Regions from separate parts of the Homo sapiens genome. Here region 2 is linked to region 1. Evidence: chromatin loops called from intact Hi-C (ENCODE). Cell type or tissue: B cell. All regions are shown on one strand. Each heading gives the region's core, and the rest is flanking DNA. Links, peaks and the distances in the headings are about the cores only.

Region 1 (16,191 bases), core at 3,472-11,471:
ATCTCAGCTACTCAGGAGGCTGAGGCAGGAGAATCCTTTGAACCCAGGAGGCGGAGGCTGCAGTGAGCCAAGATCGTGCCACTGAACTCCAACCTGGGAGTGAAACTCCATCTCAAAAAATAAAAATAACAAAATAATAATAAAGCACCAGGAAAGGGTAGCTTAGCAAGACAGAAAACTTTTAGATAATAACTGCTCTATTCCACCCAAATATCTCAGAAAAAAACTGGAAAAAAACAGGCTTCCCATGCAACCTTTGAGTAGCCTCACCCCTACTCAAAGGTTACGTGGGGATCCTAAATTTCCATCCTTGCCAGACTGTAATGACTCTTATAATCCCCAAAATGCACAACTGAAAACATTTACAATACTAAGGACCAGGAAGATCTCAAACCAAATAAAAAACAATAAATGCCAACACTAAGATGACAGAGATGCTAGACCATCCTAAGAATGCTTCAGAGAGCAATTACAGACTCTCTTGTAACAAATGAAAACCAGAAAGCCTCAACAACAACAACAACAAAAAACAGAAGGTCTCAAGAAAGAAGATATGAAGGGGAAACAAACAAACACACAGAAAAAGCTCAATGGATGGGTTCAACAGCAGAGCGGAGGGCAGAGAGGAAAGAATCAGTGAGCTGCAAGACAGAACAGAAATTACCCAGCCTGAACAACAGAGAGAAAACAGATTGGGGGAAAAAAAAAAAAAGACTGAACAGAGCAAGGACTTATGGGACTGTAACAATAATCTAACACTCATGTCATCAGAATCCTGGCAAAAGAGAAGGAGCTCAGGGCTGAATACTTCAGCATTTCTAAGGGCTGAAAAATGAACTGAAGTGAAAGCTTCCTAAGTTTGGCAAGAGTCATGAACCTGTAGATTCAAGAAGCTGAGCAAACCCCAAAGAGGATAAACCCAAAGACATCCACAAGACACACTATAGCCAAACTTCTGAAAACGGAAGACAGAGAAAAAAAGTCCTTTTTTTTTTTTTAGACAGGGTCTCACTCTGTTACCCCAGCTGGAGTGCAGTGGCACAATCATGGCTCACTGCAACCTCTACCTCTTGGGCTCGAGAGATCCTCCCACCCCAGTCTCCTGAGGAGCTGGGACTACAGGCACACACCACCACTCCTGACTAATTTTTGTATTTTTGGTAGAGAAGACGTCTCACTATGTTGTCCAGGCTGGTCCTGAACTCCTGACCTCAAGTGATCCTCCTGCCATGGCCTCCCAAACTGCTGGGATAACAGGCATGAGCCACCATGCCTGGCCAAGAAAAAAAAAATATTGAAAGCAGTAAGAGAGAGACAATTGAAATGACAGTAGATTTCATATCAGAAACCATGGAAGCCAGAAAGAAGTGGCAGAACATCATCCTTTTTTTTTCTGAGACAGTCTCACTGTCACCCAGGTTGGAGTGCAGTGGCACAATCACAGCTCACTGCAGCTCTGATCTCCTGGGCTCAAGTGATCCTCCCACCTCAGCCTTCCAGGTAGCTGAGACTACAGGCATGTGCCACCATGCCCAGCTAATTTTTGGAGAGATGGGGTTTCGCCACATTGCCCAGGCTGGTCTTGAAACTCCTGGGCTCAAGTGATCTGCTCATCTCGGCCTCCCAAAGTGTTTCAATTACAGGCATGAGCCACTGCGCCTGGCCCAACATCTTCCAATCACTAAAAGAAAGACTGTTCACCCAGAATTGTATATATATCCAGCAAAATGTCCTTCAGGAATCAAGAGGAGATCAACACATTCTCAGATGAATGAAAACTGAGAGAGTCTGTAGCAGCAGATGTAATCTAAAAGAATGAGTAATGGAAGTTCTCTAAATAGAAAGTAAGTGGTGAAAGAAAGGAATCTTAAAACACCAAGAAAGGACACAGCGTATGAGTTTGCTAGAGCTGCCACAATAAAATACCACACAGTGGGCAGCTGAAACGATACAAATGTATTTTCTCAAATTCTGGAGGCTAGAAGTCTGAGATGAAGGTGTTAGCAGGGTTGCTTTCTTCTGAGGTCTCTCTCACTGGCTTGCAGATGCTGTCTTCTCTCTGAGTCTTCATATCATCTTTCCTCTTTGTCTTTGTCCTAATCTCCTCTCACAGGGACATCACTTGTATTGACTTACAGCCCAGCCAAATGATGCCATCTGAACTTAATTACCTCTTTAAAAGTACTACCTCCAAACACAATCGCAGATACTGAGAGTTAGGACTTCAATGTATGAATTTGTGGGTGACGGACAAAATTCAGTACATAACACTAAGCAAAAATATGGGTAAATATAAAAGACTTTCCTTCTCTTGAGTTTTCCAAATTATATTGGAAGCAAAAATTATAAGACTGTTTGATGTGATTCTAAATATTTATAGAGAAAATATTTAAGACAACTATAACAGGGAAAGAAAAGGGACATGAAGGGGGTAAGGTTTCTATACGTCACTCAAACTCATAAAATAAGGATACCAATAGACTGACAAGTTGGACTTCTCTCATGTAATACCTAGGGCAGCAACAAAGAGAGCTACACAAAGAGATACACTCAAAAACACTACAGAGAAATAAAAATGGAATTCTAAAAAATGTTCACGAACCCCACAGGAAGGCAAGAAAAAGAACACAGAAAGGAAAACAAAGGAAACAACAAATAAAATGGCAGACTTAGGCCCTAACACATCAACAATGATATGAAATACAAATTATCTAAAAGACAGATCAAATGACCAAAATACAGAGATTAGCAAAGTGGATTTAAAAACATGATGCGGCCGGGCATGGTGGCTCACACCTGTAATCTCAGCACTTTGGGAGGCCAAGGCGGGCGGATCACAGGGTCAGGAGATCGAGACTATCCTGGCTAACCCGGTGAAACCCCGTCTCTACTAAAAAGAAATACAAAAAAATGAGCTGGGCGTGGTGGCGGGCGCCTGTACTCCCAGCTACTTGGGAGGCTGAGGCAGGAGAATGGTGTGAACCCGAGAGGCGGAGCTGGCAGTGACCCGAGATCGCGCCACTGCACTCCAGCCTGGGCGACAGAACGAGACTCCGTCTCAAAAAAAAAAAAAAAATGCAACTCTATGTTATTTACAAGAAACTCACTTCAAGTAGAAGGATATAGGCTGAAAGTAAAAATTAGCACCCAAACAGGAGAGGTCTAATTCCTCATTAACTCCCAATACCTGCTCCCCTAAAGCAATCACTTTTAACTCTTGTATGTGTGTATGCATGTTTGTTTGTTTTTTTTTTTTGACACAGGGTCTCGCCCTGTCGCCCAGGCTAGGGTGCAGTGGTGCAATCACAGCTCACTGAAACCTGGAACTCCTGGGCTCAAGTGATTCTCTGACCTGAGCCTCCTGAGTAGCTGGGACCACAGGAATGCGGAACCATGTCAGGCTAATTTTTCTTTTAAATCTTTTGTAAAAATGGGGTCTCAGGAGCCGGATGCAGTGGCTCACACCTGTAATCCCAGCACTTTGGGAGGCTGAGGCGGGTGGATCACTTGAGGTCAGGAGTTCAAGGGCAGCCTGGACAACATGGTGAAACTCCACACCAAACTAATTTTGTATTTTTAGTAGAGACAGGGTTTCACCATGTTAGCCAGGGTGGTCTTGAACTCCTGACCTCAGGTGATCCACCTGCCTCAGTCTCCCAAAGTGCTGGGATTACAGGAGTGAGCCACCATGTCCGGCATTCCTATGCCCTTTTCTTAGAGACCCTTATTATATTTCATGTCTGCAGTACCTTCTTTTCTGACTTTTAGGATATTGATTCCAGATTTTTGGAAGTTTTTCTTTTGTCAGCACTGTCTGTTTTCTCTGGGTTCCTTTTGTTATGTTCTTCTCTTTGATGTCAGAAATGTTCTTCAAGGCCAGGCACTCATGCCTGTAATCCTAGCACTTTGAGAGGCTGAGGTGAGAGGATCATTTGAGCTCAGGAGTTTGAGACCAGCCTGGGCAACACAGTAAGATCCCTGTCTCTACTAAAATTAGAAAAAAGAAAAAAGAGAAATGTTCTTCAACTATCTAGTAGTATTTAGTTTTCTTTTCATATTTAAAAACATAGGCCAGGCGCAGTGACTCACACCTGTAATCCCAGCACTTTGGGAGGCCGAGGCAGGTGGATCACCAGAGGTCGGGAGTTCATGACCAGCCTGACCAATATGGAGAAACCCCGTCTCTACTAAAAATACAAAATTAGCCGGGTGTGGTGGCACATGCCTGTAATCCCAGCTACTCGGGAGGCTGAGACAGGAGAATCACTTGAACCCGGGAGGCAGACGTCGCAGTGAGCCAAGATCGCACCATTACACTCCAGCCTGGGCAACAAGAGTGAAATTCCGTCTCAAAAAAACAGAAACAAAAACAAAAAAAACCCATAACATTGAAATTCTGGGTGGAAACTCTGTATGTACACTTCCCTGTAAGGTACAGTGTAGGGACCTGGCTGTTTCATTTGGGTTCTGTAAGTACCGATACCTTAAAATCTTTTCTCTTTTCCCCTAGATTTTCTCCAAAAACTCCAATAATCAGAGGAGTATATCAGCCAAGCAGGGAGATGCCTAGAGATCTTACCATTCTGCATGTCGGCTGTCATTAGGTTTTCAATTTGGAGGCATGTCCCCCTCTAAAAACTCCAATAATCAGAGGAGTATATCAGCCAAGCAGGGAGATGCCTAGAGATCTTACCATTCTGCATGTCGGCTGTCATTAGGTTTTCAGTTTGGAGGCGTGTCCCCCTCTAAAAACTCCAATAATCAGAGGAGTATATCAGCCAAGCAGGGAGATGCCTAGAGATCTTACCATTCTGCATGTCGGCTGTCATTAGGTTTTCAGTTTGGAGGCGTGTCCCCCTCTTTAGCAAGCCTACACCCAAATCCAGACCCAGTTTTAGTCCCAGCCCTCTGAAGAAAAAGCCTCCTTGATTTTTCTGTTGCACGTTCTTCTCCTTCAAAAATATGATAGAGGTAAGACCCTTAAGAAAAAAGTGTCTTACTGGAAAAGTTATCAAGGATAGTCCAACATGTCATGTTTTATCAGTTTGCCCCTCAGGAAAAGCAATCACATATTCTGAATGACTTGAAAAAATGGCTTTCTTGGCCAGGCGCGGTGGCTCACGCCTGTAATCCCAGCACTTTGGGAGGCCAAGGCGGGTAGATCACTGAGGTCGGGAGTTCGAGACCAGCCTGACCAACACGGTGAAACCCCAGCTCTACCAAAAATACAAAATTAGCCAGGTGTGGTGGCACGCACCTGTAATCTCAGCTACTCAGGAGGCTGAGGCAGGAGAATTGCTTGAATCCAGGAGGTGGAGGTTGCAGTGAGCCAAGATCACACCACTGCACTCCAGCCTAGGCGACAGAGTGAGACTCTGTCTCAAAAAAATAAAAAAGAAAAAAAAAAAGGAGTGGATAATCGAGGTACAGATAGATTCTATTGGAAATGTCTTTAAGTTCTATTTGTCATTCTTACATTAGAAAATAAGGAAGTGTTTACTAACTGCAAGTATTATGATAAAACAGCAAAATTAACAAACCTGTGATGGTCACTGTTGATTGGACCACGATAATGTCTGTAGTTCTCCTCGTGTTACTAAACATTGTCTTCACAAGCAAGATAAGCAGCTGAGCAAGTAACAGTCTTTTAAAAGTAGGTACTAGAAACAAATACACCAATGAGTAGTAGAGCCCTGTTTCTGGTATAACAATTTTGGGTGGAAAGCCCCAGTCCTCAGGATAGGAGTGAGGACAAGATAATTGAGCTCTGGATACACGATGGGATTTCTGCACTCTGGATCCTTACCATACCTACTGGGATGACATACGAAGGTTTTTTTATTTTCCAGTATAACTTAAGGAGGGGTGCAGCTGAGGCAAGGCACAGTCTAAAAGGACTTGCTAACATCAAACTCTAACCATGTACATATCCATGATATGTTCAGCACATCATATCCTAGGAACAAGGCAACTGGTGTCATAACTTTCTTCTTTGCTTATTGCCACCCACAAAGTGGGTCTTTTTTTTTTTCTTTTTTTGAGACAGGGTCTTACGCTGTCGCCCACTGCAGTGGCACAATCTTGGCTCATTGCAACCTCCACCTCTGGGGTTTGAGCAATTCTCCCACCTCAGCCTCCCTAGTACCTAGAACTAACTAGAGGTGCACGCCACCACGCCTGGCTAATTTTTGTATTTTTTGGTAGAGATGGGGTTTCACCATGTTGGTCAGGCTGGTCTCGAACTCCTGACCTCAAGTGATCCACCTGCCTCAGCCTCCCAAAGTGCTGGGATTACAGGCGTGAGCCACCACACCCGGTCCCTTTTCATTTTTTAATAGACTGATGTTGAAAGTATTCAATTTGGTCGCCCCATATCATATGGGTTAAATTAACTAAGGCCAATTATTTACTTACTGAGACCCTTTGGAAAAAGAATTACCTGGTTAACGTTACAGCAGTGCTTCTTAAACTGAAATGCAAATGCAGATTCTTATTCCGAGATGAGGCCTGCAATTCTGCATTTCTCACAAGGTCCTGCGAACCTTCTATGGCATGCCATAGAACCAGATGTGAAAAACCACTATCCTCCAAAATAACTTTTAGAGTAAAGGAGCAAATTCTTTTTTTTTTTTTAAACAGTCTCACTCTGTGGCCTAAGCTAGAGTGCAGTGGTGCAATCTCAGCTCACTGCAACCTCCACCTCCCAGGTTCAAGTGATTCTCATGCCTCAGCCTCCCAAGTAGCTGGGATTACAGGCGCAAATCACCACACCTGGCTAAAGTAGCAAATTCTAAGGAAATGTTTTTCAGGTGGTTCTTAACTACCTGCACCTAGTACCATCAGGGTGCTTGTTAAAAATGTAGTTTAATGGACTCCACCCCGGATCTCCTGAATCTCTCTAGTAATCTCACCCAGGGATGCGTATTTTTTAAAAAGAGCCCCAGGTGATTCTATGCACAACACTAAAGCCTGAGAATCAATATGCTACAGCTTGTCACTTGATAATAGATGGCCAGAAGCCACAAATTTTATAGGCTAAAAGAAGCATGACCACATTATCTGACTAAGATTTTCCTTACACAAGTGAGACATATAACTACCAAAGTTGAAAACACTGGATAAACAGAGAAAGCCTCCTTCACTACATATAAGGTTTAACATTTTTATTCCTTTTATTATAATCAATGAATCCACTGTGAAAGTTCCCAAATACCTAGAAGTTGACATTTATTTTGAGAAAACAACTCTTAGCACATGTAACATCATTTCTCTTATCCTCTATGACACCAATTTTAAAAGTTCTGAATGCTTGACTTTTTCACACCAAAGAGAAGCATACTCACTAGTATTATCCTTGAGAATGTTCTGATTGAAACTCCCAGGGTCCCCACTGAAACCAGTTACTTTATACAGCAGGCAGGTGTCACTGTTCCAAAGCTATGAAAGTGAACAGGCTCTCAATCACTTCTTTTCGCTTTATCATTCACCCATCCATTCATTCAACAAATACTCAAAAGTTATACGCCAACAAACTGGATAACTCAGAAGAAACGCATAAATTCCTAGGAACATAGAACCTCCCGAGATTGAATCATGAAGAAACAGAAAATCTGAACAGATTAATGAGTAAGGATTGAATCAGTAAGTCTCTCACCAAAGAAAAGCCATGGTTTCACTGCTGAATTCTACCAAACATATGAAGAACTAATAACAATCCTTCTCGAACTCTTAAAAAAACTAAAGAGAAGGGAATACTTCCAAACGCATTTTACGAGGCCAGCATTACCCTGATACCAAAGCTGGACACAAAAAATAAAATTACAAGCCACTATCACTGATGAACATACATGGAAAAATCTTCAACAAAATATAACACAGCAAGAAGGCCCTCACTAGATGGCAGCACCTAGATCTTGGTCTTTCCAACCTCCAAAATTGTGAGCCAACAAATTTCTACTCATAAATTAATCAGTCTGTGTGTGGTATGCTGTTATAGCAGCACAAAATGGACAAAGACACCACTCTAATTCCTGGAACTGTGAATACAGGATCTCATACCCTGAGTATCTTCCTTATGTGGAAGAGGGGATTTTGCTGATGTAATGAAGTCTACTAATCAGTTGACTTTAGAATTAATCAAAAGAGGCACAATCTTGGTAAACCCAGTCTCATCACATCAACCCTCTGGATAGCAGCAGCAGAGGAAGTCTGAGAAACTGGAAGCACGAGAAGTGTTTGATGACACACCAATGCTGGCTTGAGGATGGAGGGGGCCATGTTGTAAGAATACAAGTGGCATCCAGGACCTGAGAGTGGCCTGAGGCTGACAACCAGAAAGGAAATAAGAACCTCAGTTTTATAACCACAAAGACTGAATTCTGCCAAAACTCGAATGAACTTGTAAGCAAACTGTTCCCCAAAGCCTCCAGATAAAAGCCCATCCTGACAACACGTTAATTTCAGTCTTGTGAAACCTTGAGTTCAGCTGAGTCCAGACTCCTAACCTATAGAACTATAGTAAATGGATGCTATTTTAAGCTGCTAAATTTGTAATAATTTGCTATTTAGCAACAGAAAACTAATATACCTCCTTCAAGAAGCTGCCAATCTAGTAGAAGAAAAGATGATATTGTTTACTGTGACAATAAAAAAATGTGCACAGGGTATTAAGAAAACAATAAGTGCCTAACTGGGGAGGAGGGATGGTAGAGAGAAAGGAAGAGAATTTAAAAAGAGATGGCCAAAAAGAAGAGGTGCCATGAGAAATACATGAGTTAACAATGAAGAAGTTAGCCTCAACAAAAGTCGAACATAAATGAAGAAAAGTGAATAAATCATAAACATACAATTCAATTTTTTAAAAGTATAACATGAACAACCATATAATCACCACCAAGGTCATGAAACAGAGTATTTCCAATACTTCAGAAATATATCCCTGACTCCCAACCCAAAGCTCCCTTTCCTAATCACAGCTTTTTCCTTCTCCCCTAGAGGTAACCATTATCCTGATTTTTATGGCAATTATTTCCTTTTCTTTGTACTTTTAGCACTTATATTTTTTGTTTTTGAACTTTACTAAATATATTTGCACCGTATATATTATGCTTCACACTTCACTTTCTCGACATTATGTTTCTAAGGTTCATTCCTGCAACTGCATATAGTTATAGCTCATCCATTTTCTTGTTTTTTTTTTTGAGATGGAGTCTCACTCTGTTGCCCAGGCTGGAGTGCTGTGGTGTGATCTCAGCTCACTGCAACCTCTGCCTCCCAAGTTCAAGCGATTCTCCTGCCTCAGCCTCCTGAGTAGCTAAAATTACAGGCGCCCGCCACCACACCCGGCTAATTTTTTGTATTTTTAGTAGAGACGGGGTTTCACCATGTTGGTCAGGCTGGTCTCGAACTCCTGACCTTGTGATCCACCCACCTTAAACTCCCAAAGTGCTGGGATTATAGGTGTGAGCCACCGCACTTGGCCAGCTCATTTTCACACAATTGATTTATCCATTCTACTGGTGATCATCACTTAAGTTGTTTCTATTTTGTCAAATATGAATAATGCTATGGACAGTCTTATCATACTATATATCCTGGTATACATACACACAACTTTCTCTGAGAGATTTATCTCAAGAGTGGAATTTCTGAGTCACAGAATATGTGTATTTTAAACCTTCCTGGATCGTTCCAGAGCATTTTCAAAGTTGAGGCACCAATTCACACTCCCACAAGCTCCCACAGCATCGTATGAGTGTCTCCACTGCTCCACGTTCTTTCCAGTACTTGGAATCATCAACTTGTAAAGTAGTACCCACTGTGGTTTTATTTTTCAATCTCTTGATTACTGATGAGGTTCAGCACCTTTTCAAACATTTATTGGCCACTTGGAATTCCTCTTTAGTAAAGTACTAGTTCAAGTGTTTTCTCAGTTTTCTCCTGGGTTGTCTTTTTCTTACTTGTGTATAGACATTCTTAAATATTCTGGATCTAATCTGTTGCATTTATTGGAAATCTTAAGAAGACTGTGGCTTACCTTCCCACTCTCTATGATATGAAAATCATTTTTAAAAAACTGTGGGGTTTTTTTTTTTGAGACAGTCTCACTCTGTCGCCTAGGCTGGAGTGGAGTATAGTGGTGCGATCAGCGTGATCTTGGCTCATTGCAACCTCCACCACCGGGGTTCAAGCAATTCTCCTGCCTCAGCCTCCCGAGTAGCTGGGATTACAAACACCTGCCAGCACGCCTGGCTAATTTTTTTTTTTTTTGTAGTTTTAGTAGAGACAGGGTTTCACCATCATGGCCAGGCTCGTCTTGAACTCCTGACCTCATGATCCACCTGCCTCGGCCTCCCAAAGTGCTGGGATTACAGGCATGAGCCACTGCACCCGGCCTGTTCTTTTGTTTTTTGTTTTTGTTTTGAGAGCGAGTCTCACTCTGCTGCCCAGGCTGGAGTGCAGTGACGTGATCTCGGCTCACTGCAACTTCTGCCTCCCGGGATAAGCAATTCCCCTGCCTCAGCCTCCCGAGTAGCTGAAGCTGGGATTACAGGCGCGTGCCACCACAGCCAGCTAATTTTTTGTATTTTTAGTAGAGACGGGGTTTCGCCATGTTGGTCAGGTTGGTCTCAAACTCCTGATCTCAGGTGATCCACCCATCTTGACCTCACAAAGTGCTGGGATTACAGGCATGAGCCACCGCGCCTAGCCAAAAACCTGTTTTTAATGGGAAAATCTATTACCCAGTTTTTAAATAAGAAATCAGTTAAACCAGTTTAAATCCAAGGTTTAAGACTTCCTTCAAACAATAAAAATTTAGAAATTGTGAAGAGCAAAGAAGAAAGTTAAAAGTGAATAAGGAAATGCTTTACATTTTTACTACTAGTTTGATTCTAAAATTAGTCACACTGCATTTGATATTGCTGGCTGCTTCAGGAATTCAAAATAATATTCCTTTGTGTGAATTACCACATTGACCATACATTTTTCCCAAGCGCACCTGGGATATTTTACAGAGGAACTGGAAAGAACAAGAAACATGTATATAACCACACCACTTAAAGTCATACTTGATGTTCTAACATGAAGTAACGTTAACCATCCAGCTCCCAAATATAGCCACTGTAAAAGGAACTGGAACCTGGGAACTCCTCAGCCCCAGCACTGCTGTCACTCCCGTACTCTCAAAACTGGTTCAGTGGTCCTCTATGGTTCATCTTCTCACCTCCCCTAAAGAAACCATCCTACTACCTCCCCTTCCCTTCTAAGACCAATCTCAGGGGAGTCTAACGTACTGTCTAACCTAACTTCCTGCAGTGATGAGAGAGTTCTATTATCTGTGCTGTCCAGTATGACAGAGAGGAGGTTGGTCCAAGGTGCTGTCCAAAATGACATATGTGGCTACTGAGCACTTGAAATGTGGCTAGTGCAAATGAAGAACCAAGTTTTAAATTTCTATTTTAATAACCACTTACGGCTAGTTGCTACCATACTACACAGTACAGTTCTAGAAAAATTCATAGTGCATATACTGTGACTGTTACAAAATAGACATAAACAAGGATCCAAGAAAAACACAATCTCAAATTAAGACCTGGTACTCTAGTCCGTATTTCCAAGACTAATGAAACCATAATTTTGTGAGTTACAGACTGCCTCCTTGGAAAATTAAATGGCATTTTAGCAGTCCTCATTCTTCTTACCTAGAAAGTATTCATTTCTTGAAAATTTTAATTCTCATAGCTCCAATGACACTGCATTACTTTGGCTCACCCGCCACATGTCAATGTTTCCTTTTTCTGTGTGTGATTGTAGTCCACCTGCCCACAGCATCCTGCTCTCACCTGTAGGCTTTACACCAATGGTGAGTCTTTGCTTTCTCATTTTCTGTATTTCATTCAAGAGTTTTCTTCAAGCTTCAGCTATGACTCTTATTTGCCTTGTGTAAAACAGTATCACCTCACTATACAACGTTAAGAATATCATTTAATCTGAGATTGCTTCTCTCTCATTTATTTATTTATTTATTTTTTTTGAGACAGGGTCTCACTCTGTTGCCCATACTGGAGAGCAGTGGTGCGACCTCCGCTCACTGCACCCTCAATCTCCCAGACTCAAGCGATTCTCCCACCTCAGCTTCCCAAGCAGCTGGGACTACAGATGCATTCCACCACAACTGTCTAATTTTTGTATTTTTTTAAGAGACGAGGTTTGCGATGTTGCCCAGGCTGGTCTCCATCTCCTGGGCTCAAGTGATCCACTCGCCTCAGCCTCCTAAAGTGTTAAAGTGCTAGGGTTACAGGCGTGAGCCACTGCACCCAGCTTCAGATTGCTTCTCATTTGTGAAATAACTTAGAAGGTCACTATGGTTCCTTCTGGTTTTAGGATTTTTCTGGTTTTGTTTTTTTTTTTGTTTTTTTTGTTTTTTTTTTTTTTGAGATGGAGTCTCGCTCTGTTGCCAGTGCTGGGGTGCAGAGGCGCCATCTCAGCTCACTGCAACCTCCACCTCCCCGGCACAAGCGATTCCCCTGCCTGTCTCCTGAGTAGCTGGGATTATAGGCGCCTGCCAATGGCACCCAGCTATTTTTTGTATTTTTAGTAGAGACGGGGTTTCACCGTGTTGGGCAGACTGGTCTCAAACTCCTCACCTCAGGTGATCCACCTGCCTCGGCCTCCCAAAGTGCTGGGATTACAGGCGTGAGCCACTGCGCCCGGCCTAGTTTTAGGATTCTATGAATTCTAGTACAGGCCTAGTTACTGAATCTTTTTTCTGTTTCTGTTTTTTCCCAGACTGATTCCTCTTTCCACCTTTTAAAATGCTGGTATCTCCCTGAGTTGACAGTGCCTACCTTTTCCATTCTCTACGTCCTTCCTCCAAGAATCTTATAAACTCTCACTATGACTCTCTTGAATTTATTCCATAGCCTTAATTAACTTCACTCTACATCTTTTTTTTTTTTTTTTTTTTGAGATGGAGTTTTGCTCGTTGCCCAGTCTGGAGTGCAATGGCGTGATCTCAGCTCACTGCAACCTCCACTTCCAGGGTTCAAGAAATTCTCCTGCCTCAGCCTCCCAAGTAGCTGCGATTACAGCCATGCACCACCACGCCCAGCTAATTTTTTATATTTTTAATAGAGATGGGGTTTCACCATGTTGGCCAGGCTGGTCTTGAACTCCTGACATCGGGTGATCTGCCCGCCTCGGCCCCCCAAAGTGCTGCGATTACAGGCGTGTGCTACCATGCCCAGCAAATTTTTTTGTATTTTTAGTAGAGACAGGGTTTCACCATGTTGGCCAGGCTGGTCTTGAACTCCTGATCTCGTGATCCACCCACCTCAGCCTCCTAAAGTGTCACTCTACATTCTAAAGCTCTAGTTTCTATTTGTTTCTATTTGTCCCACATGATTCACTAGATGTGCTACCAACCCTTCAAAGATATTGGGCAAACCAAAGAAATTACAGGAAACCAACTTGTCGGTATAATTATTGATCAATAACACAAATTTTAGGGTCAAATGTATCAGAAATTGAATCCTAGTTTTGTCACTTATTAGCTGGGAGACCTTGATCAAATTATTTAATCTCCTGAGCCTCAATTTTCTCACACGTAAAATGGGGTCAAAAATAGTATTTACAACTTACTATGGTTGTTTTTGTTCATGTTATATATAGACACACACAGCTTAGCACAATACCTGGAATATGTTAAGACCTCAATAAATGTTAGCTACTATTATAAGCAATAGCATTACCATCTTTCTAGTCTTACAGGTTTAACAGTGATCTTGGACTCCTATCCTTTTTTAAATAAATTCAATCAGCATTTGTACATTTTCATTGTCCAGTATGATCTCAGTGTACCAGGATTTCATTCCCTCACAGCTTTCTGTTATGCAGCTACCCAACCAGATTACTAGATTTAAAAATATTCGTAAGGCCTCATTTTTGTTTCCTCTACATTACCCAGCATAATGCCTAAAACATAGTAGTTGTGCTATTATTGCACAATTCAAACAATCCTTCCACCCGTCTATCTCCCCATTAGATCCCTTGAGTTCTGTCAGGGCAGGGAGTGTCTTGGTCCTCTTCATACACCAATAACTGCCGAAGTCCTTTAGTCAATAAATGTCTGTTGAATGAATGCTGACCTCTAAAGCTATTGGCTATCTAGCTTCCTCATATACGAAAGGCAGCTCTTATATTCTCTAATCCAATAATTTATTTTGACCAAATTTGTCTCACCACAATATCATCACGGGTAGTTTCACTGTATTAGTCAGGACCTTTTTATCATCAAAAAATTCTGGCCGGGTGCGGTGGGTCACACCTGTAATCCCAGCACTTTGAGAAGCCAAGGCGGGCGGATCACAAGGTCAGGAGATTGAGACCAGCCTGGCCAATATGGTGAAACCCCATCTCTACTAAATATATAAAAATTAGCCAGGCGTGGTGGTGGGCGCCTGTAGTCCCAGCTACTCAGGAGGCTGAGGCAGGAAAATCACTTGAACCCAGGAGAAAGAAGTTGCAGTGAGCCGAGATCATGCCACTGCACTCCAGCCTGGGTGACAGAGCGAGACTCCATCTCAAAAAAAAAAAAAAAAAAAAAAAACAACAACTTTTTTACTCACCTTAAGCAGAAAGAAGAATTTATTAGCTCACATAATTTGAAAGTACAGAGATAGCACTGACTTTAGGCATGGCGGCTGACCCAAAGGTACAAACACTGCCATCAGAACTTCCATCTTTTGGCTCTGCTTCCCACTTATTGGTAACTTCCAGGCTAACATCCTATTGTCTCAGCAACCCCAGGGCTCAAAGCATGCCTCTTTCTCAATAGTTCAACAAAAAATTCAGTTACTCATGTGTGCTGATTGCAAAATGGGCCCACCTCTGAACAATCACTATGGCCAGAGCAATGGACTATATACTGACTGACCATTAGCTAGGCCTGAGTCACTGGCATACCCTATGCCAGGGTGGGGTTCATATAACTGAGAGGGGTGGTTCCCTAGGAAAATTGGAGTACTATTACCAGAAGGGACTGAATAATGGACTGGCAAAATTAACTGATGTCCCTTATACTCTTAACATTTTTTGCGTGCTGTCCACCACTGCCTAAAATAGCTTTCCTTCTTGTTTCTGCTTGCCCAAATCCAAGTTATATCCTTTCTGCTTCAAGAAGTCTTCTGTGATGTCTTCTAAGACTTTCCTTGTCCACTGGATCAAGTCACCCATTCCCAAATAAATATTCCCCTTTTCCAAAAGATTAATATTTTTTTTTCTTTTTTTTTTAAGACAGCACTTACTCTGTCACCCAGGCTGGAGTGCAGTGGCACAATCTCAGCTCACTGCAACCTCCGCCTCCTGGGTTCAAGCGAGTCTCGTGCCTCACCCTCTCAAGTAGTTGGGATTACAGGCACCCGCCATTACACCTGGCTAATTTTTGTATTTTTAGTTGAGACCGGGTTTCACCATGTTAGCCAAGCTGGTCTGGAACTTCCGATCTCAGGTGATCTGCCCGCCCTGGCCTCCCAAAGTGCTGGGATTATAGGCGAGAGCCACCAGGCCCAGCCAGATTAACCTTTCAAAATAAACAGCACAGAAAGTCCCAAGAAAACGTTCCCAATAAGTTCAAAATCATGTCTAATTATAAATATGGGCAATATATGCTGTTCCCTAGGATACGAATTTGAAGGACAACAGCTCTACCATGTACATGCTACACATTATGAAAAAACAGTATGCAAGGCAACTTTTATATATTAGCATTCAACTAATTTTACTTGGCTTTAAATTTTCTATAAGGTCTAAGCATACCTAATAACTACCATAAGTTGGTTCCAAATTAATCAAAGTACCTGCCATAAAAACAGACTATGGCTTTTGGAGTCACCTCAAACTAGACTAAACTCCTGGCTAATACCGTCTCCTCTGTCCTTTAGCCACAGATCTTTGAGCAAATTAGTGAACATCTCTAAATGCTGGTTTCCACCATCTGTAAAAACAGGAACAGCAACACCTATTTCTATATGAAGAGGTTGCATGGTACAGTGGAAAGAACAGAGTTAGATGAACCTGGGCCAAAATCCTACCACTGATACTACATAGTGGTGATAGCTATAACCTGGGCCAAAATCCTACCAGTGATACTATATAGTGGTGATAGCTATAACCTGGGCCAAAATCCTACCA
Region 2 (16,191 bases), core at 5,057-13,056, 200 kb after region 1:
TAAGCTCCTTTAGCTAGCTGCCCGCATGCTGATTGAAAGGTTACGAAGAAAACACAGGAAGAGAAATCCAGGCTACAATTGTTATTTGCAAGTTAGTGACTGGTCCTGGAACCTGACACTCCCTTCATGGGTCAGCATGCCCAGAGTTTTTGTGGTTCATTTACCCCAGAAGGACTTAGTACCAAACATTTCACAGATTTCCGTTATAAAGGTCTTTACAAACACAGACCCATGCAAAAGGCCCAACTATCACCTTCAACAACAATGCAATGGCCTTCCATGGCCTTACAGTAGGGCCAAGTCAGCAAGGACCTAAACAGCCTCCAGTGTGACTTTGTCACAGTTCGCGCACCTGGTTGTTAATGGCCTTCACCTGACATAAAGCAAATTGCCTGTCACGGATCATCTGAGCAAAAGAAGTCAAGGAAATTCAAGTAAAAGGAGGAAAAATGTATGCATATGTAAATGCTTACTCCAAAGTCACCTCATCTAAAGCTCTTGCTCAGAAAGCAAGTCAGAATCTTCACTCCTGTGTAGCATTACCGAATGGAAAACACGCTAAGAGTCATCAATAAAGTCAGCCCCGTGTAGCCTTCCCACTGGAGAAATGACAACCTGAGGTCCTGCCTCCAGCGCTAGGATGTACCTGTGATGTGGCTTCTACCTTGGACTCTGTCCACGGCCTGGAACAACCTGGACTCACCAGTGTGCACCATAGCAGGAGCCCAAGCAGGCTTAGCTCAAAGCTCCATGTTTATTGCATGAAGCCCTTAAAAAGTATTTGTTATCGGAAGGCTTTGCCCAGAGCTTTGGAGAAGATTACAAAGGAATGCTTTCTTCCTTCAGCTTATTTCTTAGGAAATTACCTCCAGATCTACCCAAGAAACAAAGGCTGCAGGATCTCCTTGGTGTCTTCATACATTGAACACTTATTTAGAAATCCCTCATGACTTTTTCCACTCCCATTTCTTGAGGAGAAAACAGAAGATCTGAGAAAGGGAGAATGGGAGATGGCCTGCCCTGGTCTCTTGGCTGCCCTAATGGAAAGGCTCCAAGTTGCAGCTTTAGAAACAAGGGCTGGCACTATGAGCAGGCTATAACTTCTTGCTTACACCTTCTCTCTTCACATCGGGTGCCGCCTGTCAGGTGAGGGCCACAGTCCTTCATTCCAGGTGTTTTTGCCTTCAGCCTTGCTTTACTACCATGTTTTTCTCCTTTTCTGTCTTCCATCTGTCCTTCCATAAATCCATTCATTATTCATCCATCCATCCGTCCTTTGAGACATCCATCCTTCAAGCCACCGTTTGACCCCTTCATCCCAAATTAATGACTTACTATATGCCAAACTGTGTGCTAGAAACTGACTCTACAGATGAGCTAGAACAGTTCTTGCCCTCAATCTTGGAAGAACAACTCATTGGTAGCAGCTCCACTGTTTATTGGCAGAAGGGAGGATTGTGTCCAGGGCCGCAGTATGCAGTGGGGCAGTTCAGGCACTGCACAAAAAGGCCCTGCAGAGCCAGCGAATGGGCCTGAAATGCAAGCTCTGTGTCCTGACCTGGAGATGGGTCTTTCCAGAAGAAGGGACAGCAGGAGGTGCCCTGTGAGTTACCAAACGTAGTTCATTTTGTAGCAAAACCTGGACACCTGTGCAAAGATCAAACTAGATCAGAAGGAAAGGAGACAATATTGCTGTGAAAATCTAGCTGGAACTCAGCAAACATTCAGGATGGAAATGCACACTTGCAAAGCAGTTTCTAGAACTTTGTGTGACAAGAACACTAGGAATTCTTCAAGGGATATCTAGCCATACATATGGCCTCCGAAGAATTCACCCCTAGAGGGTGTTCATAGTGATCACTTAACTTGTGCAGGTGGCCTGTAGTGGTGTAAGCATGGACATTTAAGCATGACACCTAAAGTATTTTATAGAAATGTTGAAGGAATTAGAGAAAGTTTATATCATTTTTTAATTGGTTTATTACTGACAGCATTTTGATAGGGTATTATTAGAACTCAGGTCTTGTGACTCAAAATCAATGCCTTCCCAGTATACCACTGACTCCCCATAGCTGGAAAACCCCATGGGGGCTCTCTGTTTGCCCTTATATCAGGCTGAAAGACATATTATCAACAAAAGTTTATGACATTAAAACCACGGACCCACTGATCATTCAGAAGCATTTTGTTTAATTTCCATGTGTTTTTATTTTTTGCAAAATTCCTCATTATTGATTTCTAGTTTTAAGACTTATTTTGTGACTTAACATATGGTCTATCCTTCAGAATGACTCGTGCTGAGGAAAGGAATGTGTATTGGAGTACACGGGATTTTTAGGGCAATGAAAATATTTGGTATGACACTGTATGGTGGATACATGGCATTACGCACTTGTGAGTATCCACAGAACTGTACAACATAAAGAGTGAACTCTAGGCCGGGCGCAGTGGCTCACGCCTGTAATCCCAGCACTTTTGGAGGCCAAGGCGAGTGGATCACCTGAGGTCAGGAGTTTGAGACCAGCCTGGCCAACATGGCAAAACCCTGTCTCTACTAAAAATACAAAAATTAGCTGGTCATGGTGGCAGGTGCCTGTAATCCTAACTACTTGGGAGGCTGAGGCAGGAGAATCACTTGAACCCGGGAGGTGAAGTTTGCAGTGAGCCAATATCACGCCACTGCACTCCAGCCTGGGTGACAGAGCGAGACTCTGTCTCAATAATAATAATAATGTGACCAGAATGAGAGTTTTGAAAAGTAGCACCAGAAGGTTGTGTGATTCAAGGATACTGAAAGTGGCCTGGAACAAGGACCTGTTCTCAAGAGAAGAATGTTCCAAGGAAATAAGTTCTGGGAACAATGTCAGGTTACCATGCTGACCTCATGTATGTGATCATGTATTTGAATTAATCGCTTCACCATCAAATAATCCTCCTATCCTAATAGATCTTGGAAGAAAATAAAAAATTCAGTCAACTTTAATAGCAGAAGGAAAGAAAGAAAAAAAAGTCACCCTAGATTCTGTGTCCCCCAAATTCAACTCATTTTCTGGGTTCCCCATATATCATTTTACCCAATTAAGCTTATAGCATATAGCTATATTATTATATTCTACTTTTGCTTACCTAAAAATGATTTAACATTCTCTATTGAGAGCCATGATATTGAAGAATTTTAAAATTTAGCAATATAGGCCAGGCATGGTGGCTCACGTCTGTAATCCCAGCACTTTGGGAGGCCGAGGTGGGCCTCCTCAGTAGGCCCTCAGGTAGGAGGATTCCTACCTCCTCAGGGGTAGGCATCACCTGAGGTCAGGAATTCCAGACCAGCCTGGTCAGCAAGGTGAAACCCCGTCTCTACTAAAAATACAAAAATTAGCCAGGTGTGGTGGCACACGCCTGTAGTCCCAGCTACTTGGGAGACTGAGGCAGGAGAATCGCTTGAATCTGGGAGGCAGAGGTTGCAGTGAGCTAAGATTGCGCCACTGCGCTCCAGCCAGGGTGACAGAGGGAGACTCTATCTCAAAAACAAACAAACAAAAAAACTCAAAAAACAAAGTACATACAGCAGTTTCTTTCAAAAACGTTTTGTGCCTGTCATGTCCATCCTCACTCCCACCACTTTCCCTGAAAATATCTCCCACCTACCTACATCTTAAATAAGAAATCATTTTTATTGAGTGCTTTCCAGCAACATCTCATCTCATTGTCACAATCACCTTGTGACAAACGTCGTTTTCACAACTCTCATTTAGCTGATGAGAAAGCAAAGCCTCAGACTTTCACTTTCCCAAAGTCCACCAGCCCGTAGGTGTGGCATTTTTTACATCGAACCTCACTGTTCTGTGGTCCGGGCGATGCGGTCACTGCCCGTCTGAGAGAGGGCACGCAGGTACTTAGCCACGGTACACGTGGCTTCCGCAGTGCCTTTCCTGGGAGCAGGTTTTGAAAGCAATGAGGGCCCGGGATGATAGAAGGGGAAGCTTCACACAGCAAGAAAAGGGCTCTGAGATGCCAGGCCAGGGCTGGGGAAGGCAAGCTGGGCACTGAGTGTGTGACCTTTCAGGTGGCATCACTCTTGAGTGCTGACCCGGCTCTTGCACAATGCTGCCCATAAGAAGCCAGGTCGCAAAGGTAAAGTTTAAACTCCCTTTTCCAGGTGCAGTCCTGAGAAAGGGGTTACTTTTTTGTTGTGTTCATTTTGGTGTAGAATGGATTTAGCAGCGTGGAGATGCCCTTTGAGCACATTCTGCTTGGCGCTGGTGACTGAGTGGTCCGGAAAGGGTCCTGAAGAAGAAGCTTTTTTTTTTTCTGGGTGGGGGGTGGTGGATGCATATTGAGGTGCAGCAAGCGTGGTGGAGAGAAAGACAGGAAAAGGCCAAGGGCAGTGTGGTCAGGCCCAGCTGGCGCGGGGCAGAGAGTGAACTGCTTGAGGAGGAGCATCGCCCCACCTCTGATGATGTGTTGGCCGGCAGGGAACGCAGAACGCTCTGGCACCTTCAACAGACTTGCCCCTTGGGGAGCTCTGGAGACAGCCACAGCAGCGCCCCTGGAGACCCCCGGCTGAAGGGACAGCAGCGAGAGGCCTCCCCACAAGGAGCCTGACAGCGGCTGGACTGAAGACTGTGAGGGAGCTGAGCCACAGTGCATCCAAGCTGCTCCAGGTAGTCCCAGAAACAAGTGGAGGTGGTGGGAGATGCCACGTGGCTGGGCTGAGATCCTGAGTCAGCAGGCAGGTGCAGGGAGACAGAAAATTAAAATGTGACTTTTATGTTGATGTAACCTTCTTTAGAGCCACAGGCTGGGGCTTAGGCACATTTGGTAATAGAAGACATCGCGCTTCCATCCACAAGCAAGGAAAATACACAAAAATACACAAAACTCTCAGGAATATCTTCTATTATTATCTCACACATGAAAAAAGATCTTCGGAGGTTTTAGAAAGTTATCTGAGAGTCCCTCTCCCTCTCCCGCTCCCTCTCCCCACGGTCTCCCTCTCCCTCTCTTTCCATGGTCTCCCTCTGATGCCGAGCCGAAGCTGGACTGTACTGCTGCCATCTCTGCTCACTGCAACCTCCCTGCCTGATTCTCCTGCCTCAGCCTGCCGAGTGCCTGCGATTGCAGGCGTGCGCCGCCACGCCTGACTGGTTTTCGTATTTTTTTTGGTGGAGACGGGGTTTCGCTGTGTTGGCCGGGCTGGTTTCCAGCTCCTAACCGCGAGTGATCTGCCAGCCTCGGCCTCCCGAGGTGCCGGGATTGCAGACGGAGTCTCGTTCACTCAGTGCTCAATGGTGCCCAGGCTGGAGTGCGGTGGCGTGATCTCGGCTCGCTACAACCTCCACCTCCCAGCCGCCTACCTTGGCCGCCCAAAGTGCCGAGATTGCAGCCTCTGCCCGGCCGCCACCCCGTCTGGGAAGTGAGGAGCGTCTCTGCCTGGCCGCCCATCGTCTGGGATGTGAGGAGCCCCTCTGCCCGGCTGCCCAGTCTGGAAAGTGAGGAGCGTCTCTGCCTGGCCACCATCTCATCTAGGAAGTGAGGAGCGTCTCTGCCCGGCCGCCCATCGTCTGAGATGTGCGGAGCGCCTCTGCCCCGCCGCCCCGTCTGGGATGTGAGGAGCGCCTCTTCCCAGCCGCGACCCCGTCTGGGAGGTGAGGAGCGTCTCTGCCCAGCCACCCCATCTGAGAAGTGAGGAGACCCTCCGCCCGGCAGCCACCCCGTCTGGCAAGTGAGGAGCGTCTCCGCCCGGCAGCCACCCCGTCCGGGAGGGAGGTGGGGGTCAGCCCCCTGCCCGGCCAGCCGCCCCGTCCGGGAGGGAGGTGGGGGGTCAGCCCCCCGCCCGGCCAGCCGCCCCGTCCGGAAGGTGAGGGGCGCCTCTGCCTGGCTGCCCCTACTGGGAAGTGAGGAGCCCCTCTGCCCGGCCACCACCCCGTCTGGGAGGTGTACTCAACAGCTCATTGAGAACGGGCCATGATGACAATGGCGGTTTTGTGGAATAGAAATGGGGGAAAGGTGGGGAAAAGATTGAAAAATCGGATGGTTGCCGTGTCTGTGTAGAAAGAGGTAGACATGGGAGACTTTTCATTTTGTTCTGTACTAAGAAAAATTCTTCTGCCTTGGGATCCTGTTGATCTGTGACCTTACCCCCAACCCTGTGCTCTCTGAAACATGTGCTGTGTCCACTCAGGGTTAAATGGATTAAGGGCGGGGCAAGATGTGCTTTGTTAAACAGATGCTTGAAGGCAGCATGCTCGTTAAGAGTCATCACCAATCCCTAATCTCAAGTACCCAGGGACACAAACACTGCGGAAGGCCGCAGGGTCCTCTGCCTAGGAAAATCAGAGACCTTTGTTCACTTGTTTGTCTGCTGACCTTCCCTCCACTATTGTCCTGTGACCCTGCCAAATCCCCCTCTGCGAGAAACACCCAAGAATGATCAATAAAAAAAATAAATAATTAAAAAAAAAAAAAGATCTTCAAGGTCAAGAGGAATCGAACATGAATAACAGACTGTTCTCATGGCTTCACTCCCTTCTGGCAGCATCCAGCTTCTCAAGGGCAGTGAAACACCCAGGAAGGCACTGGCTTGGGAAAACCATTCCTTCCTGAGAAGAAACAAAGAAGAAATACGATCACGCGTACTTTTGGGTAGATACTCAGTACTGCTATGAAAGGTCCTTTTTTCCGGAGTTATTTAAAAAAAAAACAAACAGATGCCTTTTAAGGGTTATTATGTTTCAAAATGTCAACTTGTTAGAGCTAAGGATCCTCCCTGTGTTCCAGAAAAACACGCTTCTCCCAAGAGAGGTGGCCTTGGCTTAATTCCATTCAGCAGTGAGGTTAATTTGGACAATTTGATGGATGAGTAGTTACTAAGCACCCACCGTACCCCGTGAGTCCAGGTTTGTGGGCAATGCTAGGATGAATCAGCCATGGCGCCTGTCCGTGAGAGGCTCTCCTCTAGCTGAAGAGAGAGTGACTTTAGTTCTGTGATGGCACAGACCTAGTACCATAGTGTCTGGATGACTCAGCTCCCGATGACGCTCGGCTTGAAGGGTCTGTTGAGGGAGGACCTCCAGATCACTTTGCATCTGGGAAATGGGTTAGTTACCCTATTTCCTCCCAGTGGGAAGAGGAGGGGCTGCACTCTGCCAGGTACCCTGGGCTTCATGTGGGAGCAACTGCTATCTCTTCCCCTGCTGACGACACAAAGGGCTGTGCTTCGCTTTGGACATGTCGCGCGCTCGTGTGTAACCAGCTGGCTGAGACCCACCATCGGGCCTGGAGGAAGAAAAGCGCAGGGTGCTGCAGGGGAGCAGTTGGCGTCTTTTCTCCACTCCACAGGCCAGGGTCGGAGGGCTCATGGTGGGTGATAGTGCAACCTGCCTCGGCATCTGAGGGATCGCACATGGGGCTCAGAGGCAATGCTCACTTCTCCTGGTTGTTGTTTTTTGTTTGTTTTGACACCCTTGCCTCATTTAAAACTTTTCAGGTGGGGCACGCTGGCTCATACCTGTAACCCCAGCACTTTGGGAGGACAAGGCTGGCAGATTGCTTGAGCTCAGGAGTTCGAGACCAGCCTGGGCAACATGGCAAAACCATATCCTACAAAAATACAAAAATTAGCTGTGGCACACTCCTGTGGTCCCAGCTACTCCCGGGAGGCGGAGGCTGCAGTAAGCCAAGATCACACCACTGTACTCCAGCCTGGGCGACAGGGAAACCCTGTCTCAGAACAACAACAACAAAACTTTTCAGCTCAGGCAGTTTTCTTTTCAACCCCTGCATTTTTTGTTTGTTTGTTTGTTTTTTGCGGAGGAAGGCAAGTATTGTTCCTGTACAAAACAGGCTGCCGGGTGCCGTATGGGAGCGCCGCCTCCAGGTGAGCCATCCTGGGTTCCAGTCCAGCCTCTATTCACTTCAGGTGGGTGTTTTACCTCTAAACCTCAGCATTGCCATCTGCACATAGAACCAGCCTTTCTGGTTTCCAGCTGAAAATAGGTTATGACTAGAAAAGTAAAGAATGTTGAATTGGGCCGGGCGCGGTGGCTCACGCCTGTAATCCCAGCACTTTGGGAGGCCAAGGCGGGCAGATCACCTTAGGTCAGAAGATCCAGACCATCCTAGCTAACACGGTGAAACCCCGTCTCTACTAAAAATACAAAAAATTAGCCGGGCCTGGTGGCGGGCGCCTGTGATCCCAGTTACTCAGGAGGCTGAGGCAGGAGAATGACGTGAACACGGGAGGTGGAGCTTGCAGTGAGCCGAGATCGCACCACCGCACTCCAGCCTGGGAGACAGAGCGAGACTCCGTCTCAAAAAAAAACAAAAAAAAATAGTGTAGAATTGCCTTTTGGAAGTACCCTCCCTTCCTTTTTACACAGACAGCCGGGGCTTGGTGAGGAAAGCTTGCCCAGGAACCCAAGGGAGCGAGAACAACAGACAAGCCAGGCAGCCCCGGCTACGATGGCTCTTACCGGGCACCTGAGCCTTCTTTAGACAGGGTCTCTATTTGCAGAGAATGAGCGGCCAATTACGAATGAATGTGCTTGCCTCTGCATGCATAGCCCCTCACAGTTTACACACACATTAGTCACTCTGCAGGCTGCACAGGCTTCTGTCGCTCCCAGATGTTCATCGCTCCTGGAAACGATTCGGTCTTTCCCAGCCCAGCGCCAGGCAGCTCCTCAGATCCCAAGGCACTTGGCTTCCCCTGGAGCACAGCGTTCTCTCCACGGGGATGGCTGGGCAGGAGAAAGGACTCTGAAGATGGGCCTGTCCCTGCCTCCAGCCCAGCTCTGCTTCCCCTCAGCAACCTTGGGCCTCCGTTGGGGCTGGGTGGGCTCAGCCTCCTCCTCTGCCTTAGAGCAGTGCCTTCCCACGTGGGGCGAGGTCCCCCCGGAGTTGTCATCTGTGATCAGGGCATTTTAAGCAGAAGCTGGAGCTCTCCCTTTGGTGGACTCTTGTCCGATGCTGGAGAAGGGCGACCTCTAGTGTTGGTTCATAGAAGCGGCATAGCGGCTTCTTCCTGCCTCTGAGCCCTGCTGGGACCTGTCTGCAGAGGAGAGGGTCCCGCAGCTAAACTGGCTGTGCCAGGAGAAAGGTGGGGAGGTCAGTACTGTCCTCGGCATGGGGAAAAGCATAGCAGGATGTGAGCAGGCAAACGCTGGGGTGGCATGCTCTGTGAGGGAGCCGACTGCATGGTGACTGACTTTCAGGGTCTCATCATCTTCATCAGCACCACCCCATTTTTTTGAGATGGACAATCACATTTGTTCCAGTCTTCAGTAAAGTGCCTTACAATTCCGGATTAAAGTCCCCCTGACCTTCCCTTCTAAACAGATTTGCCCAACCTAAGCCCCTCCTATAAAGAATTGAACAGCTGGTCGGGCGCGGTGGCTCAGGCCTGTAATCCCAGCACTTTGGGAGGCCAAGGCGGTGGATCATGAGGTCAGGCGTTCAAGACCAGCCTGGCCAACATGGTGAAATCCCATCTGTACTAAATATACAAAGATTAACTGGGTGTGGTAGCTCGCTCCTGTAGTCCCAGCTGCTCAGGAGGCTGAGGCACGAGAATCGCTTGAACCTGGGAGGCGGAGGCTGCAGTAAGCCGAGATCGTGCTATTGCACTCCAGCCTGGGAGAGAGAGTGAGGCTCTGAGCTGCGACTGGCCACAAGACACGATGTCCACAGTACTGAGGAGGCACAGGCTTTGGGAAATAAAGTGGGATAGGGCTGCATGATGGGAGAGGGCTCACCCATTCCCTTCCCACACCCACAAATACGTTCAGAACCTTTGTTGTTGTTTCCTGTGGCTTATCATCTATCTCTACTCTGTGTTATTCTGCTGAGTTTGATGAGACCCAGAACTGCTGCACCAACCAGGTCTAATCGACCGCTATTTGTATATAATTTTTGGCAAACCTGTTTCCAACTACAGGTAGGGTGCCTACCCATCTCGGTTTGCCTGGGACAGTCCTGGCTTATATCTATCACCTGGCACATTTATGAATAGTTTTCTCCCTCTGAAAAGACTCCCATTTCGATGATAAATTACACAATCCCCCTATTCACAGATAGTCTCCCTAAGAAAACTTAGGCATTAGGATTTAGAAGATATGGGAGATAATGCCAGGACTTTGAGATTTAAATGGTTATTATAATCTTGGCATAATTAGCTCCAAGCTTCCTGGCAGTTAAACAAAAGAAAAACATGAAGTGTTAGAAAGTTGATTCTGCCTTATAAAATGACGCATATTACATCTTCTGGAGGGACATATTTATCAGGCACTAACTTTCAGGAGGATTTTTTCATGTAAACTGTTATATAAGGAACACTAAGTAACATAAGGGACTAGGTCCTCCGTGGGGTTTTTGCAGAAGCTTTTATGTGGCCATCTTCTTTATCTTGATGCTCAAAAATGACTGTGCTTTTCCAATTCTCTTTCTCTGTGAAAAGTGGGGAGGCAATAAAAATGATTTCACAGGGATTAACTGAGCTCTTATGGCTCAAAGGCCAAATAAACGATAAACATCAAAACATTATCATTTTCATGCATACCATCTTGTCCAAACCTCTTCCTTTAGTGATAAGAAAGCCAAGGTTCAGAGAGGGAGGAGTGACATGGTTAATCAGTGGCAAAACTGACTGGCCTTAAGAGTCCTGTTTCATTCCGAATGCTAACACAACTTCAAATTGCTGTCACCAAGACACTGTTGAAATTCCGTCAGGCCACCAGTGTGGGGTGGGAAGAGGATACAGAAAAAAAATCCAGAAGCCTGAGTTTTGAACCATAGTGGGCATGGTGGCCCAGATGCAGAGGCTAGAAATTGTTTCCAGTCATCGTCATTAAAAAAAAGTTATTAACGCCAGGCATGGTGCCTCACGCCTGTAATCCCAGCACTTTGGGAGGCCGAGGCAGGCGGATCACCTGAGGTCAGGAGTTTGAGACCAGCGTGGCCAACATGGTGAAACCCCGTCTCTACTACAATTACAAAAAATTAGCTGGGTGTGGTGGCGGGCACCTGTAATCCCAGCTACTTGGGAGGCTGAGGCAGGAGAATCGCTTGAACCCGGGAGGCAGAAGTTGCAGTGAGCGAAGATTGTGCCACTGCACTCCAGCCTAGGCAACAAGAGTGCAACTCCTTCCCAAAAAATAAATAAATAAATAAAATAAATGTTATTAACATGTTTTAGCAAAATAAAATCTTGTGGTGTTTGCTTGGTTGAAAGAATAAGGTATATATATATTTGCAAGTTAAAAAAAGGCAAAGAAAAAAAGGAAAGAAAGAAAAGAAAAGAAGAGGCTGTTCCCAGTCTGGTTTCACGCAGCCTGAGGGCCTCGTTCCAGCAGTGGATTTTCCAGCATTATCGCACGACCTTCTTTTCTGCTTCTTCTCTCCTGGCCAGTGCGTCTCAAAGTGTGGTTCCCAGACCAGCAGCATCACCAGCACCCAGAAACTTTTTAGATATGCAAATTCTCAGGTCCCACTGCAGACCCACTGAATCAGAAACTGGGAGTGATTTTGTTGCACATGGAGGTTTGAGAACCCCTGTTCCAGGCTGTTCTTAGGGTCCTGCTTGGCTTCAGAGAGAAGAGAAGCAAACTCCTGGCACTTCTCCCTGTTGCGGCCCATCCCCTCACGCCAGCCCCTGCCCCTGCCCCTGCCCCTGCCAGGCTGTCCTTTCTAAACTCCTATTACCACTGCTTTTTTACCTGTGGCCATTTGCACCTGGACTTCATTAAAAAGTGAAGTAGCATGACTTTTGTTTAATGGTTTGCCTAGCCAATACCACTTCTGGATAATAAAAACTGCCTTTACCAAGCACTTCATATGTGGCAGGTTCAAAAGCACTTTACCATTGCAATCTGATGGCCCAATTTAGTTTTGTTTTAAAGAAAAAACAGCTATCTCTTCTGCCTCTGATGTCTGTCGCTGATTTCCAATTAGAATAAACTAAAAAAATCCCATTTCTTTTTTTTTTAAGGACAATTAGGTCTCTAGGAAGTCCAGAATGTAGAATTCTGTAGAAAATACTCAGATCAACTGCAATTTCCTTCTACAAAGAGGTTTTCACATTTCCAGATGGGTCTCAGCAGAAATAGTTTGTCTGAGCCCGATAGAATACTGATTCACTTTTCAAAGAATTTTGAAAAATTTTTACGAGTTTTACTTGCTCACCCTACCATTGCAACAGACCAGCGTTGTGGGCACAGAGTTGTCAATGGGGAAAAGAACCCTTGATTCTCCCCTGTGAGGGCTTTTCTTTGGCTAGATATAGACTCTAAAGGAAATGAATGGAATTCTGGCTGTGTGCCCCTCACACTGCCCTCTTCTGCTGCTGTCTTTCTTCCACGAGGGAACTTTCGGGACTACTCAAAGTGCTCTCCCTCAAGCTTTATTTTGTATGCAACTTGCTGCCAGGAGAGTTGGAATTCATTCTACTCACATCACAGGGAGGAAGTGGAAGGAGTTCCTGCACCGGTAGACAGGAGGGCACAGCGGGAAGAGCTCACTTCACTCCCCAAATGGGTCAGTCGTGCATCCGAGCTCTGGAGCAAGCTGTTGCGGCCCATAGGGAGGGAGAATAGGAGGGAGAGTGACAGATGGAGACAAGAGAGCGTCAGGAACAGAAGTGGTCTACCTCCAAAACAGTGCTGGAGCTGCACTTTAGAATCACCTGGGGAGGTGTAAGATTTCTGACGACCAGGCCAAACCCTGGACCCATTAAATGAGAATCTCTGGGAGTGGCACCCAAGCATTAGCTTTTTTTTTTTTTTTTTTGAGACGGAGTCTCGCTCTGTTGCCAGGCTGGAGTACAGTGGTGTGATCTCAGCTCACTGCAACCTCCACCTCCCAGGTTCAAGCGATTCTCCTGCCTCAACCTCCCAAGTAGCTGGGATTACAGGCGCCCGCCACCACGCCCGGCTAATTTTTTGTATTTTTAGTAGAGACAGGGTTTCACCGAGTTGGCCAGGATGGTCTCGAACTCCTGACCTCATGATCCGCCCTCCTCGACCTCCCAAAGTGCTGGGATTACAGGTGTGAGCCACCGCGCCCGGTCTGGATTAGCATTTTTGACAGTTCCCTGGCGGTTCTAACTTGCAGCCAGGGCTGAGAACCATCATTCACTTTCTCCAGCAGCTGTTGTTTTCCTGCCTTCTCTCTGGATAACCGGGCATTAGGGGATAGGCCCCTTCTCATTTGTCCTAGTTTGTGTTTTCTTTACTCTTTTGACCTTTGAGGACCATGATATAGAGTCAGGGGCATCTTACGCTAAGTGAAAATTTAATCTGAACTTCTTTTGCTCCGGATCCCTTCTTTCCCCTCGGGTCCTGTATCTTTATCAAACACTGATTTGGAATCCCTGAAGAAATCATTGGTTTTATTATTCAATACTGAGATACAGAGATAGACCTATCATTTAGATTTGAATTCCCTGGTCATCTGTTTCCGCATGATGAATAAACGGGCCTGTGAATAAGACGATGCTCCAGACAGTAAGGAAAGAAAATCAGTCTCAACAGTAGAACAGACTTTAAATGTTGTACTGGACAAATGCAGCGACCCCTTTCAAACCTATGTCACCAGGGCCCTTCTACACAGCTGTTTTAAAGTTTGTCAGCCTATGGCATAAGATCGACCTTTCTCTCTCCTGCTGGATATGGTGTGATATTGTCTCTAGCTGAGTGCTATAGGGTGCCTCCTCTCTTGCTGACTACGAAGCCATTCTTGGAAGGTGTCTGGGGTTGAACTTGTGTAAAAGCAAGCCTGGGGCCAGGTGCAGTAGCTCGTGCCTGTGATCCCAGCACTTTGGGAGGCCGGTGGGTGGATCACCTGAGGTCAGGAGTTCAAGACCAGCCTGGCCAACATGATGAAACCCCGTCTCTACTAAAAATACAAAAAAAAAAAAAAAAAATTAGTTGGGCGTGGTGGTGTGTGCCTGTAGTCCCAGCTACTTGGAAGGCTGAGGCCGGAGAATCACTCAAACCTGGGAGGTGGAGGTTCCAGTGAGCTGAGATCGCGCCACTGCACTCCAGCCTGGGTGAAAAGAGCAAAACTCCATCTCAAAAACAACAACAACAACGATAACAGCAAAAAAAGCAAGCCCTGCTGTCGTGCCAGACCCCTGTTGACTGCAGTAGCGTTGGTAGTGTGTTCGAGACGCCAAAGAAGAGGCTGGGGGCCAGTGACTGAGACACAGGGCTTCCTGAGGGGACTTACATACAGGGCAGTCCAGTGGCAGCAGGCTGGACCAGAGAATGGCAACCACTCGTAAAAAGCATGCAGTTTATATAGCATTTTCACCTAGCACCCTCCCCCTAGCAACCTCCACCTGGCAACCTTCCTTTAACCCAAAACAAAGGGCCTGGATCCCCTCTATGGCCTCCATTCCACAGGATGGGCGGGGGGTTCAGATGCCCCTCGCAGATAAGGAATGAGTCTCCAGGTTGGCCCCATTTCCCGATTCCTTAGCTCAGAACTCCAAACACATTCTTTTTAGGCCTAGGGTCATTCTCAGGGTATGCTTAAGTTATTGCTGTCAGGTGCATCCTCCATACACCTGTGATTTGTTTGTTTGTTTGTTTTGTTTGAGACAGAGTCTCGCTCTGCCACCCAGGCTGGAGTGCAGTGGCACCATCTCGGCTCACTGCAACCTCTGCCTCCTGGGTTCAAGCGATTCTCCTGCCTCAGCCTCCCCCAAGTAGCTGGGATTACAGGCGCCTGCCACCACTCCCGGCTAATTTTTGTATTTTTAGTAGAGACAGGGTTTCACCATGTTGGCCAGGCTGGTCTCAAACTCCTGACCTCAGGTCATCCACCCACCTTGGCCTCTCAAAGTGCTGGGATCACAGGTGTGAGCCACCATGCCTGGCCTGTGATTTTGAAATCTTAAGGCACCTGGTGTGGTGGTCACCAGCTTCTGCCTAATGAGCAATCCCACCTCCGTGCGGAGACACAGCTCTCCTAAATCAAGTCTTTCTTAACAATTCTGAGCCCAGTTCCTCTTCCCCTCGCCCCTGTTCGTGGCAGGATCTGGAGTATTACGGACCACGAGAGATGCAGAAATGGAGCACAGGCGGTGAGCCAAGGACACCCGAGGTACGAGCTCTTGCCCTTCTCCTTCCCTGCCCTCTGCTGCCTGGAGATACGGCAGCCCAGCACCAGCCCCCCAGCTGCTTCCAGTGGAAAAATGCTGTGTCATTTCAGGGAGGGATTATAGTTTGAACTTGTATTGATTAAGTCTTTATGTGACGCTTCCAAATCCTTGTGTTTTTCCATAGACGTTGAGTTTTCCGTTTTCATCCCTAGCTAGATGGACTCACTATGAGCACCCCCCACTTCCAGGGCCAGGATGAGAGCCTCCCCCCTTCTTACAACATGTGAAATCATGAAGACCTCTGCCTTGGCCCAATTTCCCTAGAAAACAGAGCCTGAGGCAAAGCTTGTGTGCTTCTGGGCAGCGGGGCTGAGTTCCAGGAAAGTAAGAGTAAAGGACGAAAGGAAGTGAGTTCCAGGAAAGTAAGAGTAAAGGACGAAAGGAAGTGAGTTCCAGGAAAGTAAGAGTAAAGGACGAAGGAAGTGAGGAGGCAGCGCACGCACGAGGTGGGAGGTTAGCAAGCAGGCCGTGGCTTCCTCAGCACACGCCGCTGGTTGCTCACTCCTGGGGGCTTGATCAAGGAGCCTGGGCCTAGCAGAGTTCCCTTGGGGTGCTTTCTCAGGATGCCGAATTTAATACCCTGGTAAGGACCCCAGGTGATGAGACAAACTCAAGGGTGACTCTTAGAAGCCCGGAGAAAGTGGCAGCCAGTGTCAATGGCGGCAACGGACATGACTAAGTAGCCCTGGAAGATGGTAGTGAAAACACAAAAAGCCTGAGGAAAGTGGGCACGCTGGGATGGCTATGTCATCTGAGACCAGAAGAGCCACCGGGGGTGGGGGTAAGTATGAGGGGTGGGCCCAGAGAACAGGTGATTGACCACGACCATCAGGAATGCTCAGGTGAGAGGCACCAACCTCACTAAACAGGAGAGCTGGTCACAGAGCTGGGCTCACTGCTACCCATGGCAATGAAGCCCCTCTACCCCCAGGCATAGAGGCCAGGTGGTGGCCTTTGGCTTCCAGATGCCAGGAGGTCATAATGACCTGCAGAGTTAGTCATGCAGCCAACCAGGCCCGGCCCACAGGGAG

What was found. A loop is a pair of places that touch in the nucleus more often than their neighbours do. Peaks named below come from ENCODE experiments on the same cell type or tissue, not always from the same donor. Only the 100,000 strongest peaks of a DNase experiment are listed, where the experiment ranks them.
Region 2: it touches region 1 in a loop (31-fold over the local background); 10 of 110 quality-filtered maps call a loop at or near these places.

The regions. Positions count from the first base shown.
Region 1 is chr3:197,794,104-197,810,294 of GRCh38, reverse strand. The region is part of intron 1 of LRCH3 (leucine rich repeats and calponin homology domain containing 3); the gene reads right to left. Among named protein-coding and RNA genes, the nearest start is that of LRCH3, 11 kb to the right of the region's middle. RefSeq lists enhancers at 8,036-8,115, 11,202-11,251, 16,134-16,191. In B cell, for the core only: CTCF peaks have their summits at 7,695 and 7,901 (motif pointing right); DNase peaks (open chromatin) are centred at 7,474 and 7,904; H3K27ac peaks cover 1,990 bases.
Region 2 is chr3:197,592,002-197,608,192 of GRCh38, reverse strand. No RefSeq gene overlaps it. Among named protein-coding and RNA genes, the nearest start is that of BDH1, 44 kb to the right of the region's middle. In B cell, for the core only: CTCF peaks have their summits at 8,763 and 8,964 (motif pointing left); a DNase peak (open chromatin) is centred at 8,982.